4 separate regions of the Homo sapiens genome follow, and regions 1, 2 and 4 are each linked to region 3. The links are chromatin contacts, found by Hi-C or POLR2A ChIA-PET in ENCODE. All regions are on one chromosome and are shown on one strand. The core of a region is the stretch at or near the end of the contact, and the rest is flanking DNA. Distances in the headings are between cores, read along the strand shown. Region 1 overlaps EIF4E3 (eukaryotic translation initiation factor 4E family member 3). Region 2 holds the start of EIF4E3 (eukaryotic translation initiation factor 4E family member 3). Region 3 holds the start of SHQ1 (SHQ1, H/ACA ribonucleoprotein assembly factor). Region 4 overlaps FOXP1 (forkhead box P1).

Evidence for each region. Hi-C counts contacts between places; a loop is a spot of excess contacts on that map. ChIA-PET counts read pairs that join two places held with the same protein, here RNA polymerase II (POLR2A). Pooled maps may share reads with other maps.
Region 1: a loop to region 3 is called in a map of natural killer cell, with 3 times the contacts of the local background. The contact joins the enhancer-like site here to the promoter of SHQ1 in region 3. A Hi-C loop is called at or near these places in 2 of 168 maps with a recorded cell type or tissue (dorsolateral prefrontal cortex and natural killer cell) and 8 of 50 pooled maps. POLR2A ChIA-PET finds 5 or more read pairs at or near these places in 2 of 52 experiments (CD8-positive, alpha-beta memory T cell and activated CD8-positive, alpha-beta memory T cell).
Region 2: a map of B cell shows a loop between it and region 3 (7-fold over the local background). The contact joins the promoter of EIF4E3 here to the promoter of SHQ1 in region 3. A Hi-C loop is called at or near these places in 13 of 168 maps with a recorded cell type or tissue (B cell, CD14-positive monocyte, CD4-positive, alpha-beta T cell and 7 more), 1 of 37 single-sample maps with no recorded cell type and 15 of 50 pooled maps. POLR2A ChIA-PET finds 5 or more read pairs at or near these places in 2 of 52 experiments (BJ and activated CD8-positive, alpha-beta memory T cell).
Region 4: a loop to region 3 is called in a pooled map, with 4 times the contacts of the local background. The contact joins the enhancer-like site here to the promoter of SHQ1 in region 3. A Hi-C loop is called at or near these places in 2 of 37 single-sample maps with no recorded cell type and 1 of 50 pooled maps.

What each region holds. Positions count from the first base shown.
Region 1 is chr3:71,700,404-71,703,775 of GRCh38, forward strand. All of the region lies in intron 2 of EIF4E3 (eukaryotic translation initiation factor 4E family member 3), which reads right to left. Among named protein-coding and RNA genes, the nearest start is that of EIF4E3, 23 kb to the right of the region's middle. Within about 2 kb of position 1,933, at least 5 of the 41 ENCODE cell types and tissues checked have a DNase peak (open chromatin) inside an H3K27ac peak, as active enhancers do; they include natural killer cell, where a contact is called at or near this core.
Region 2 is chr3:71,724,001-71,727,269 of GRCh38, forward strand. EIF4E3 (eukaryotic translation initiation factor 4E family member 3) reads right to left here and starts at 1,402. Exons shown (of 7, transcript NM_001134651.2): 1 at 1,192-1,402. The coding sequence starts at 1,367. RefSeq lists silencers at 807-926, 1,057-1,126.
Region 3 is chr3:72,847,130-72,850,144 of GRCh38, forward strand. SHQ1 (SHQ1, H/ACA ribonucleoprotein assembly factor) reads right to left here and starts at 1,316. Exons shown (of 11, transcript NM_018130.3): 1 at 1,069-1,316. The coding sequence starts at 1,211. RefSeq lists an enhancer at 1,535-1,634.
Region 4 is chr3:71,421,650-71,424,661 of GRCh38, forward strand. All of the region lies in intron 3 of FOXP1 (forkhead box P1), which reads right to left. Among named protein-coding and RNA genes, the nearest start is that of MIR1284, 120 kb to the right of the region's middle. RefSeq lists an enhancer at 351-400. Within about 2 kb of position 1,587, at least 8 of the 41 ENCODE cell types and tissues checked have a DNase peak (open chromatin) inside an H3K27ac peak, as active enhancers do.

The DNA of each region.
Region 1 (3,372 bases), core at 683-3,182, 1.1 Mb before region 3:
TGTTACAATAGACCCTGTCTTCAACATGGTGAAACCCCATCTCTACTAAAAATACAAAAAATTAGCCAGGCGTGGTGCCAGACGCCTATAATCCCAGCTACTCGGGAGGCTGAGGCAGGAGAATCACTTGAACCTGGGAGGCGGAGGTTGCAGTGAGCCGAGATCACACCATTGCACTCCAGCCTGGGCAACAGGGCGAGACTCCGTTTAAAAAAAAAAAAAAAAAAAAATCAACCCTGTCTTCTCTACAAGCCTGGAAGAAGTCTGTGATGCTATGGCTTGGGGGTTGTGGGATAAAGGAGATGGCAAAGAGAAACTACCTTAGACACTCTGTTTGCCCCTTATCTCTCCCCTGCTAAAGGAAGAGGGAACAGCTCAGGTGCTGAAACAACAAGCTGCGCAAGATACACAGTGTTACGGACTGCACATCTGTGTCTTCCCCAGATTCATATGCTGAAACCCTAACTACCAATAGGATGGTGTTAGCAGGTGGGGCCCCTGGGAGGTAATCAGGTCATGAGGGTATAGTCACCATGACAGGCTTGGTGTCCTTATGAGAAGATGAAGAGAGCCAGCCCTCCCTCTGGCATGTGAAGATACAAGGAGAGGATGGCCATGTACAAACGAGGAAGAGGGCCCTCACCTGGATGTGCCCATGCTCGCACCCTCATCTCAGACTTCCAGGCTCCAGAACTGTGAGAAACAAGGGTTTGTTGCATAAACTGCCCAGTCTATGGTATTTGGTTATAGTAGCCTGAACTAAGACACAGGGCAACTGGTAAACAGAAATAGATTATACAAAAATAATAAAGTAATAGTAAAACAGGAAGTCTTGGCAAAGACAAGTGATCTGGAGCTGTTCTCTGAGCCAGGCTTTGTTCTATGAACATTTACATGTTTATGCAATTTATCCTAATGACACTCTTAGGAGGAGGTATGATTATTATCCTTTTTTTAAAGATAAGGACACCAGGCAGAGACGAACCTGCCCAAGAGTCAGTTTGGTATGACCATTAGGATTAGGATGAGGATTGAGGCTATGAAGAAGAAAACACTTCCCCATTTGTTTGGAGTAGGTCATAGAATTACTACGCTATGAATGCTATCCACAGAATTACTGTGCAAATAAGAAATATTGTTCTGTGTGGTGAGGTAAGCATAGGGTGATCATCTGGGTCTCCCAGTAGGTCTGAGGAAAGCAGCACGAGTAAAATAGCAATTAGAAAAATCAATCCTAGGGCTCATGAACTGAGTCACATGGGTGGAATAGAATTTTAGCTATGTTGAATGATAATCCTGCTGGGTTGTTCAAGCCTGTTTTGTGTTAAAAAAATAATAAAGCTGAATTAACTGCAAAGGTGGCAATGATGAACTATAAGATCAAATTGAAGGCAAAAAACTACAGGATGACAGATGTATTAATTGAGAATCCACTTTGGCTCCCTTCTACTAAAATGGTGCTAGTGTAGTGAGGAGTTAAAAGCTACTGTATTAACAGTAGCTCCTCAAACACCCATCTGCCTCTATGGAGGTACCTATCCTGTAAATGCTTTGCTATTTGTACAAATAAGATTATTCCAATATTTCAGTTTCTGTGGTGTGAGGGTGGGTAGGCAGGGCTGGAATCTGAATCCAGGCAATTTGATTCCCAAACCTCTGTTCCTAACCACTCAGCTATTTTCTTCGAAGATACTACTATATGTTTTTGACACATCTTTCTCCAATCTTAGCAGCCAAGAATCAGGTCATGAAGCCACAGAAAGAGGGACACATGTTGAAGATATTTTCCCACCAGTAAAATGCCCATAATTCACAAGAGGCTGGTGGTTGTCAACTCCAGCCTGAGAACCTGGTTACGATGTGGCAATGACCTCTGTAGAATTTATGCACAAAATAACATTAAGAGGAAAACCCCTGCCTAAGGTAAAACTAAGAGGACTTTGGTGCTGGCAAACTTCAAGTCTCCTCAAAGGCATCACAAACCAAAGTTCCTGCCGTCATACCCCGGTCAAAGTTGTCAAATCTTGACTTTTTAACCTAGTACTTGAAGCACACTGAAAAAATACAACAAAACACTTCTTCCATTTCAAAGATCAGAAAAACACTAAAGATCATGCTAAGGATTGGAGCTTTAGAAGCTTCTCTTGAAAACAAAAACAGACAACTGATTCTGCTTGGCTTGGCAAATTTGACAGGAAGAGATTACAGCCCAAGAAGATCAGTGATAGACTTAACATATTCATTAAAGCACATATTTGTACGTTTTTGCTGAGCATAAAATAGGAGCAAAATATCCGGTCACACCATTAAAAAAAAAAAAAAAAGCCCTATTTGAAAAGCATGTGTCATTAAACTGGTCTGTTTCCCTGTTGCAAACCTCATCCAATAGGTAGAATATTTGTGAAGTATGTCTGCTGGTGAAATACCTACAGGAAGGAATCTAGCATTACTCAGCTCCTGAAAACCTCTTCCGCCCTTGCAGAAGTGAAAGGTCTGCTACAGCGGAAGCCTGGTAATTCAAGATTATACTCTCTGTAACACATCTTGAAAATGGAAACACTTAAATTTTACTATATATAAAATCTTGCAAATAGATTTCAGAAGCCTTTAGGCTTATAATTAATTCTGTTAGACTTGCAAATCCAAGATTGCAGTAAAAGTAAAACTAAGCACAATGTTTATTAATGATGGTTAAATGCTTTTTTTTCCCAAAAGCCTTGATAATCACCCTAAGACTAGGAGAGGTATAAAAGTTGAACATCATTCATTCAGTCAACATCTGTGACCATCAGTTGTGAACAGAGCACTGTGACGGGTCCTTGGGGAACTTAGCTGAATGCAGGAGGGTCAGCTTTTGACCACAGCAATCCACTCCTTGGGAGGTATGTTCTGGAACACCAATCTGGCACCTCTCCTGGAGAAACTGAGGCAGGGAAGACACCTGTCCAGTGGAGTCTAATACCTGGATTTAAGACCTAGGTTCTCAGCATAACCTTCACAGGTCATGTAGCCCGTGAAACCCACGTTGCCTCCTCTGTATAAGGATACAGCTATTTCACTGGAAAATGTAATGATGAAATGCAAAGTGAAAGCACTTGCTAGGCCTAAGGAAGGAAACAAAGTATGGTTAGACCCATTAATATGCTGACCACTTGATAAATCCCCAATCTGATAGCACTGATTGGAGCAACTATGCCCCACCTTACAGCCTTCTGCCAAATAGATAATCATTCATTACCAAGAAAACTGGCAAATTTCCTCCTCAATTTCCTACTGAAATGTTCTGAAGAAAAAGAATGCACTTGGAAATTCTTCAGAAGAAAAGATGTCATGTGTTGACAGACAACAAAGTGATATGTCTGTTTTGTAAAA
Region 2 (3,269 bases), core at 152-2,651, 1.1 Mb before region 3:
ATCACTTTTTTAAAACAAAATCTTGCAGTCATTTTATGCAAAGCCTTTTAAAACCAGATTTGTGTGTACCAAGCAAACTTCTCAGAACACTGTCACACATTTCTTCCTAACACTTAGCCAGAATAGACACGGTTTCATCAAAATTTCCAAATGCTCTTGGGACAACCTTGAGGTGTCATCATTGGGCACCCACTGCAGGGCAGACACTAAGAAGGGGCTTTGCATTCATCCATCTATTCATTCATAACAATTTCTGGTGTTCTTACTAGGGACCAGGCACAGTTCTAGGTCCAAAATGTCCAAAAACAAAAATCCACTGCTCTTTTATCCTTAACTGAGGGGAGGTGTTGAGGAGCTGGGGAGACAGACTGAAAGTAAACAAATTCATATATAATAAAATCCAGCTGCATTAAGCATTAGGAAGAAAAAGAAGGCAGGGCAGGAGAATACAAAACGAGGGAGCAAGGTTTCTATTTTAGATACGGTAGTCAGGGGGTCTTTCTGAAAAGATGGCACCTGGGTTGTCCCTTGAGAAAGCCATAATTCACCCCCTTCCTGACAAGGTCAGCTGCTGCTCATTATTGAATCTCCAGCGCATAGCAGGTGTGTGGCTCCACTGTAGGTGTTCAGGAAATACCTGCCCAGTGGATGAGGAAGAACTGGAAGAGGAGTCCACGGCAGCAGCGGCCGGACACGGGGTGGGAGCGCCCGCCGTGCAATAATCATTGCACCACCGCACACCTCCCAAGGGATGGGCAACTTTTCCGAGCGCTGTCACAGCTGAGGTCGTGTCCTGAGCTCCCAGGCGCCCCGCGGGGTAAGCAGGACAGCCCTCTCCCTGCAGCAGGGACGCGGCCACCCCCAGCTCGCCTACCCTCTCCCACGGCCCTGCCAGCACGCCGCGTTCCGATCGGAAGGGAACAAGGGGTAGAAAGTGTTGCCGAAACTTTTCGGGCTGCGCTGTCCTCCCCCGGCCCGGAGGCGAGGACGCCGAACAGCCGCCCGGCGCGGCCCGAAGCTGGCTTCCGACCCGGCGGGGCGAGTCCCGGGGTGCGCAGGCGGACGCGCGGAGGGGCCGAGGTCTGTGCCACAGCGGAGCGGGGCCGGGGCGAGGGGCCGCGCCGAGACAAAGCGGCGGTGGCGGCAGGACCCGGGTCGGGGCCGTGCGCGGCGGGCCCCGCGCCCCCTCACCTGTCGAGCCAGAAGGTCCAGGACGAGTGCAGCGGGACCCCGCCCGGCTCAGGCTGCAGCGCCGACAGCTGCTGCAGGCCGAGCGGCGGCTCGGGGGCGGCGGCAGCGGCGGCGGCGCGGGACCCCGGCGGCTCCCGGGCCCCGGCGGGGGGCGCGGCGGCCGGGGGCAGCGCCATTTTCTCCGCCCCGCCTGCAAGGCCGGCGGACGCGCGGACCGCGGGGCGAGCGCGGCTGAGTCACCCCCGGCCCCCGCCCCGCCCCGCCCCGCGCGCCCCGCCCCGCCCCGGGCTAGCCGCCCGCCGCCCGCCGCCCGCCGCCCGCCGCCTTCAGGGCCTGGGAGCCGCGCGGAGGGGCCGTGGGAGGCACGGCCGGGCCGGGGCCGCCGAACAAAGACAGACCCACGGAGGGATGGGGGGCCGATCCCGCTCAGGCGCGGGCCCAGCGTGGGAGACTGACGGCCTGGCCTGGAGTGGCGGCCGGGGACGGGCTAGAGGGCCCACGGGGGTGAGAGGGACCGGGGAACGGTCTGCGGGCTGGCTCTGCAGCCATGCAAAAGGGCAGCGGGATGGAGCGGCAGGCTAGGGACAGATGGAGGGATGGATGGGACAGGGGATGGAGCCCCAGACCCACGTGGTGCGAGGGAAGGAGGGATGGACAGACATACCAGCAGTCAGAAGGATGGAGTGAAGGCTGGCAGATGGCTGGAGGAGAGAAGGAGGGATGGAGGGCAGATGGAAGCACAGTTGGGTGTGACAGATAAATGGAGAGGGGAACCGATGGCCAAATGGATAAAGAGACTCCAGTGCCCGCGAGTACAGAACAAAGGGCGAGAAAGAAGAACGAACAAGAGAACCACCGACTGGGGCATGAGGTTGGAGCAGGTGGGCTTTGCATTCCTCTTGGTGAGAGCATACTTCCTAACTCCGCTGATTTGAAGGGGCCAGAGCCCCCATCCCAACCTCTGGAGCTACCATGTGACCACAGTGAAGGCCTCAAGCCTGGCTTAACGTGTGGCTAACTTCAGAGAACATTTCCCAAAATCAGCCAAAGTATCCAGATCTGCCCTAAAGCACCGGCGAGTCGGGAGGAGGAAAGCGGGCACCTGTGAACACAGAGCGCTCTGCTTCCTGTACCTCTGAGCACCCAGGAAGTCCCTTAGGCGGTGAGATTCCTGAGCCCAAAGTAGGAGGGGCCCTCCTAACACAGCATCTCCCCAGGTCTCTGTCACTTTCTTTTTCAAAAGAAAAGCAAAGGCATGAGGCCTGTGAACACACATGTCACAACCAGCATGGACATCCTCTTTACACTTGAATTTCTAGATAGTTCCTCTCTGGCTTTGAACAGTGAAGGGCGTGGGATGCCATCTCCTCATTGACCTTCTACCTGGCCTAGCATGTGTTCTGTTCATGCCTTGAGCATTCGCTGGGATGGAAGAGCTACAAAACAAGATGAGTTCAGGGGCATCAACAGCATCATAGCAGACTGTCATGAATCCCAGAGTAGATGCCCTCCCTAAAAGGTAATCAAGGTCACATAAAGTGACAATAATAAAAACAAGACCGCTGCTTTAAACTTAACTTCTATACAACATACAATGCTGGAAGCAATGACAGATTTTATAAAATCTGTCCAACACTAAAACAGGGGAGGGTGCTTTTGGTTAGATGCATTTATCTTGTTGCTTAATATCTCCTTTCATTTTTCCAAGAAGCGTGGTATATGGCATTGTTTAAACTGCTCTGAGCACTTTACCCGTAATAACTCATTTAATCCTTACAATAAGCCAATGAGGAAGATACTATTAACCCATTTTACAGATGAGGAACAGAGATAAGATTAAGATAACCCCAAGGTCACAGAGCTAGTAAGTGGGACAGCTGGGATTTGAACATAGGTATTCAGACTCCAGAGTCTAGACTTTCAACTGCCAGACTCTCCTACCTCTCTACACAGAACACTAACAAGTCCACAACGTAAAAACAAGCTGTGAATAGTAGGTCTCCCTCCCTCCCAAGACTATCAATCTTCATTCCCAGAGGAAACCACTGGCAACAGTTTCCTTCCAGAAAAATGCAAGT
Region 3 (3,015 bases), core at 66-2,565:
AACACTGAAACTCAATAAATAAATTAAAGAAATAAGTGAATTAAAAAACTGGAAAGTGCAATAATTCAAATACGGACGTTATATGGTCTAAGGGAAATCTGAGCAAAACTGGTTCAGCAACAGTGAAAAAACCACCTTGACTGGTGGAGAAGGTTTGTACCACAAAAGTACTTGGGTGGGAAAAGTAGGATGCAGCTACACTTCAGAAAGATTAGGAGGATGGATAAAGAGAAGGACAAGAGATTGGCAATACTTTAGGATGAATATGTAGCAGCGGGTTCTGTGGAATGGGGTTAATAGCAGTGCTTATCCCTAAGGATCACCGTCAAAGTTAAATGAGATACACCATCATAAAGCACTTAACGGAACTGCTTGTCCACCACACTACGAGTTATCAGTGTTAGCTGCTACCAAGGTTACGATTCTGCAAGGAGAATAATTTAAACAGATCAAGTGCTGACAGACCCTCACGGAGACTTGGGGGAAACAACCACACTTCAGGGACAAAACCAAACAGAAGAGCAGCAGACAGCAGGGAAGCAGGAGAACTAGGCTAATTTGGTGTCAAGAGGTCCAAAAAAGGTAAGAATTTCGGTAAGTAGGGAGCGGACAGACAAGAGATAGATCAACAGAAGGCGGCCTGGGCAAAGTTAAAAGGACCGACGGGTTGGGAAGTCACGGAGATGTCAGCGCGCGCCGTTCCCAGGAAGGGAGAGACTGGGAGAGCAAACGCGGAGTGAAAGGAAAGAACAGAACAAGTCAGAACGGGACGAGAACTAGGGCGACAGGGCAGAAACGGGAAAGTGACACGGTCCAAACGTCACTTTTTCAAGTGATTCCGCAATCCTTTGATATGGGATTTAAGAAAGCTCAAGAAGGAAAAGGGCTTCCGCAGCATCTAAAACGCACCCCTGGAAGAGGGCAGTTCCCTGGCACCAAGAGAAGCTGCGGAAACGTCGGGAAAAGGCATTCGCGCAATCGAGCACTGCTCTCTCGACCTTGCATTCTCCCTCTAAAGCAGCTATCTAACGAATGCGCCTTTCCTGCGGCCAGGCACCCCGAACTCGCCTGAGAAAGTATGGCTTGGCGTAGAACTTGAAGTCAGACCCCTCGAAGTAGACGTCGAACTCGGAGACCCGGGCGTAGGGCACGCGGATGGCGATAGTCAGGAAGTCCGGATCCTGGCTGAGGTCGAACGCCGGGGTCAGCATCGCCGCACCGGACGCAAGGGCCGGCGCCGCTCGCTCTCACTGCCGCCGCGTTCCCGCCACGCAAACTCTCCAACTCCCCACGCGCAGGAACTCTCGGTGTGAGGGACGGAGCTTCCGGCTCGAGGCGGAAGTGCTCGCGCGTAAGGCAGGAAGTCTCTCCCCACGCCAATCTCCATGGAGACGGGACGCCGTTCGAGAAGAGGCGGAACTTTCAAAACCCCCGGGCGGAGAAAGGGCGTGGCGAGTGGTGCCTGGGAGCCGGCGTTGAACCGGCGGGATGACTAGCAACCGAGCCTTTTTCGAGGTTCTTAGAGATGATTTTAACAGCACTGGCTTGACAGGTAAACAGACGTGCGTTTGAATCCCTTCCTGGCCACAACTTCTCAGCTGTAAGACCTTGGGAAAGTTACAAAACCTCTCTATATCTTCTGTAAAACGCGGATAATGCGAGAACCTAGCCCCATAGAAATGCTGTGAGGGTAGCATGAAATTGTGCATGTAGAACTCTAATAACGAACTTGGCAAGTTGTCAACGCTTGATGTGCTGAAGTAGTCACCGCAGTAGCCACAGCAGCACCGTTACAGTGGTTTCCCTTAGTTCTCACCTGCCTTGTGAACAATTCCTCTTACACTTTCCCTTTCCTCCCTCTCTCTTTCCACTTCTCTTTTTCTGCAGCTTTCTCTCTCATTCTTAACGGCTTATTTGAAGAGTTTTCTCTTTAACAGAGCGTCCGTCCCGCTAATCTCATCTAATCTACGCTGCAAACTCTAAAGAAAACGGCTCAGAGAGGTTAATCAGTACGTTTTATAACCATGCATTTTACAGTAATTAGAACTCAGAACGTTTGACTCTTAAACCGTGTCGGTGACTGCATTCACAAATTAAGGTCCCTCTGTATTCCCCTTCTTTCCTTTTTCTCACTCTTGTCCTTACACTTGTCTGAGGACATCTTTTCTGTCTTTTTTTCTACTTGTCTTCCTTGTATTTTCTCCCTTTGGAGTGTGCCCCTTACACTCTCTCAGTGCCTCTCCCGCTGGTTTCCCTCTTCCCCCACATATTCCCTTGGCCTTTCCACACATGTTGTTTCCTGTTATTCCACCACTAATTAGAATAATCCAGTTGTGGTATTTATTCCGTGGTTTTAAGTATCAGTGGAAAAGGGATGAAAAGTACTCTCCTAGGACAGTGGAGATAACCAGAAAACTTCAAAAGTCTTTTCAATCTCCAGCTGTTTTATGATTCTAAGGAGACATTCTTGAAACTTCATTAGGACTCAGAAAAAAAATTAATAGTAACAGGGGCTAACATTAACTGAATATTTACTATGTGCCAGCACTGCAGCAAACCCTTTGTAATGATCTCATTCTCCCTCCTGACCGCTCTATGAAGTAGGCATTATATATTCCCTTGGCTTGCACAGGATCTCACAGCTAGTAAGTGGTGCAATGGGAATTGAAACCCAGGTGAGTCTGATTCCTAGGCCCAGGCTCTACACTATTACAGAGTTGACTCCCTCTGTTATTACCACCTACTTTGTTTCACATTCTAAAGCCAAGCCTGCCTGCTTTAGACCATACTGAGCCTTACAAGTAATAGGCACTCAATATTGACAATGAATTGATGCCAACTTTGATTTAATAAAGCTCTCAAAAGGTCCCTTGAGATAGGCCTGTGACTAAACTATTCCAAATTAGCTTCTTTACAAAGAATCTTGGCCGGGAGCGGTGGCTCACACCTGTAATCCCACCACTTTGGGAGGCCGAGGGGGTGGATCACCTGAGGTCAGGAGTTCGAGACTAGCCT
Region 4 (3,012 bases), core at 337-2,836, 1.4 Mb before region 3:
TGGTTCACACTAGAAACAGAGGGGCCGCTGGTCTCAGGACCTCCTGACCAAAGAAAGGCTGGCTTGACTCTTCTTTCATCCAAGTGGGATGATGTCACCAAGCCACTGCCCAAACCTTCTCTCAGAATGGCTGACTTACTCTTAAAACCATCACCACCTACCATAATTCTCTTAAACAAAAACAGACCAGTGTTGGCCCTCCTATGATTAGCCTCCCAGCTGCCTCTGAACTGCTGATGGAGCACCTCCATGTGAAAAGCTCAGAAGGCAAGTCATAATTTGATCCCCTCTTGACGTGGCCTTGGTTTCCTATTTTATCATTTTAGGAGATGCTTCCTTTTGAAATTTTCAAACAACCCAGCCCAACTTTTTAAGACAGTCTGCAGTCACCCCGCAATTGGGATGCTGAACATCTTTTACTTTCAAGCACTGCGACATCTTAATGGTGTGATGTGGAACAGGAAACATTAACTCACCCGCTAGTTTCAGTCACACTTCACAGCTTTCTAACACAAGTCAAGGACAACACGTAAGGAAGTTAGAAGTCAAGGGGAGTGATAATGCAGGCACTTCAGAAGAGAGAAGCATGCAACAGCATCAGCATAAACACGAACTTCTCAACCAACAACCCTCCCCCTTTTCACTCCTATTAGAAAAACTACATACAATCCAAAATGTTCTAGTGCTCCTTAAACCTAAATGCACGTGAATCACCTGGCCATCTTGGCAAAAGACTGATTCAGTCGGTCTGGGGTGGGGCCTGAGACCCTGCATTTCTAATAAGAACTCAGGTGATGCCGCGGCTGCTCGTTTGAGGACCACACTTTGAGCAGTGAGGGCATGGGGTCCCTCCCCCACGTCCTCACCTCTCTTCTCACCCTTCCAGTGAGGTCAGGAGAGCCCACAACTGAAAACAGGTTTCCACCTGAACAAGGCTGAAAACTTGTTTCAAATGAATCTGAAGTGTGGGGAAATAATCGAAAAGAAAGCCAAAAAGAATAATCGCCCAAGCTGCAACAAGTCCTTCCAATTAAACAGAGAAGGAACTCACTGGTAGTGCTGTACAGCTCCCACACTTCAGAGAAGGATCTAGGGGACAAACTTAACCAATGGAAGAAAAAAAGGGGTGAATGCCCTCTCTCTTGGCTGTGTAAGCCTTGAAATTCTTTCATCTCAGTAAGAGTTACCTACCATTTCTGGGTACACACACACACAAGCGCGCACACACACACACACTCACACACCCCTTCTTTCATATGGAGAAAACACAAACCAAAACTCCAATACAAACCCCCATGTGTAAGCTAAGACAAGTCAAGATTTCCTTGGAGAAAACTAAAACTCATTCAGGAGCCAGGAAAGAGCTGCCTGAAGCCCAACACCCAGCCCAATATCTGAGGCCTCCAACTCTCCAGCTGCTACAGGCAACCCAGTAAGATGCCAATGTCTCTGGTTCAACAGGTTTAGAACACCTCCAAGTCCCCAGAGACAATTTCACATCTTCAAAGCTCTCACTGAGGGTGAATTTATGAATCCACACAGCACCTACAAGTTCTTCCTTCCCTAGGTGCTATTAAGCCCATTTCACAGATGAGGAAGCAGAGAGAGACATAAGAATTGTGGCAACTTGCCAAGCGCATCGCAGAGCAAGACCAAGCGTGCATCCAAAGTGAGAAGGCTCCAGGCTCCCACTCCCAAGACCAACCCAGCCACTCAGAACATCCTAGTCACAGGCCCTGAAGCGGTGTTCCTTTGGCAAAGACAGAGGTTCACCTTGGACTTCTGCCAAGGAAAAACACATTAGTCCTAAAGGCGTGTCCTCTGTCTCCCCTCGCAAACTGCTCAACTTTATAGGATATCCGGGATTAGACCAGCTTCTCCTCACACAAAGAGCATCCCCCTGCTGGCTGGCATGCTCAGACATGGTTCTACCAGGGGTACAAAGCAGACCTGACAAAGAATCATAGGCCATAGAACCAGAATTAGAGAGGTAGCTGGCCATGGGGCCAACACAGGGGCCTCCCAGGCTGGCCTGTGTGGATTTCTCAGTCACGTTATCTGCATCCCAGGCACACTGTATCTCCCACCTCACTGAGCCCTTCAGCAACCCTGGCAGGGAAGTGCTATTATGCTCCCCCGCCGCCCCGCCCATTCTATGTGTGATCTAGCTGAGCCTGAGACATCTTCAGTTGTATTTAATCAGCTTGTCTTAGGTCACATGATTTCATGAATGGCCCTAAATATACCCGCAAGTCCATAAAGATGCACCAGCAGAAATATATTTCTATTTTTATTTCTTACTTATTTTATGTACATATTTATTTTTTAGAGACAAGGTCTCCTTATGCTGCCCAGGTTTATCTGGAATTCTTGGCTTCAAGTGGTCTTCCCGCCTCAGCCTCCCAAGTCGCTGGATTATAGGCCCAAGCTGTCAGGCCTGGCTTAGAAACATTTCTAATGCTAACATTTCTGCCAGAATGCCAACCTTTTTCAATAAGTAACAAAGAACTGCGCTGAAGGATGGTCCTTTAACCATAGTCTCACCAGCAGCAAGAAGGAAGGGACAATGATTTTGGCGACCAGGCAAACAGAGGCATCACCTCCTCTGCAGTCAAACAGGGAAGATCATAAATCCCAATTTGGGCTTTCAAGTCATAATTAGGATAATGTCCATCTTTTGCAAGCTCTGGCGATGTTGCAAGCACTGGGTAGGGCGCCTTCCCTATCTCATTTGTAATCCCCACCATAACCTTGCAATGTTACCAATGAGGAAACAAGTGCTTTGCCCAGTGCCCACAGCCAGGTAAAGAGGATTCCATGTCTGGTTCTCCTGACTCTAAATTTGTGATATTTCCACCACACCACACCATGGAAATTAGGTGGTTCTGTAAGAACACTGGGGACCACCATGCCTAAGAATCATAAAATGCAGCTAACTTCCAGAGGTGTATTAATCAAACCCAAAACTGTCAGAAGGTTTTTAAAAACCCACAAAAATCCGCACTCCAATTT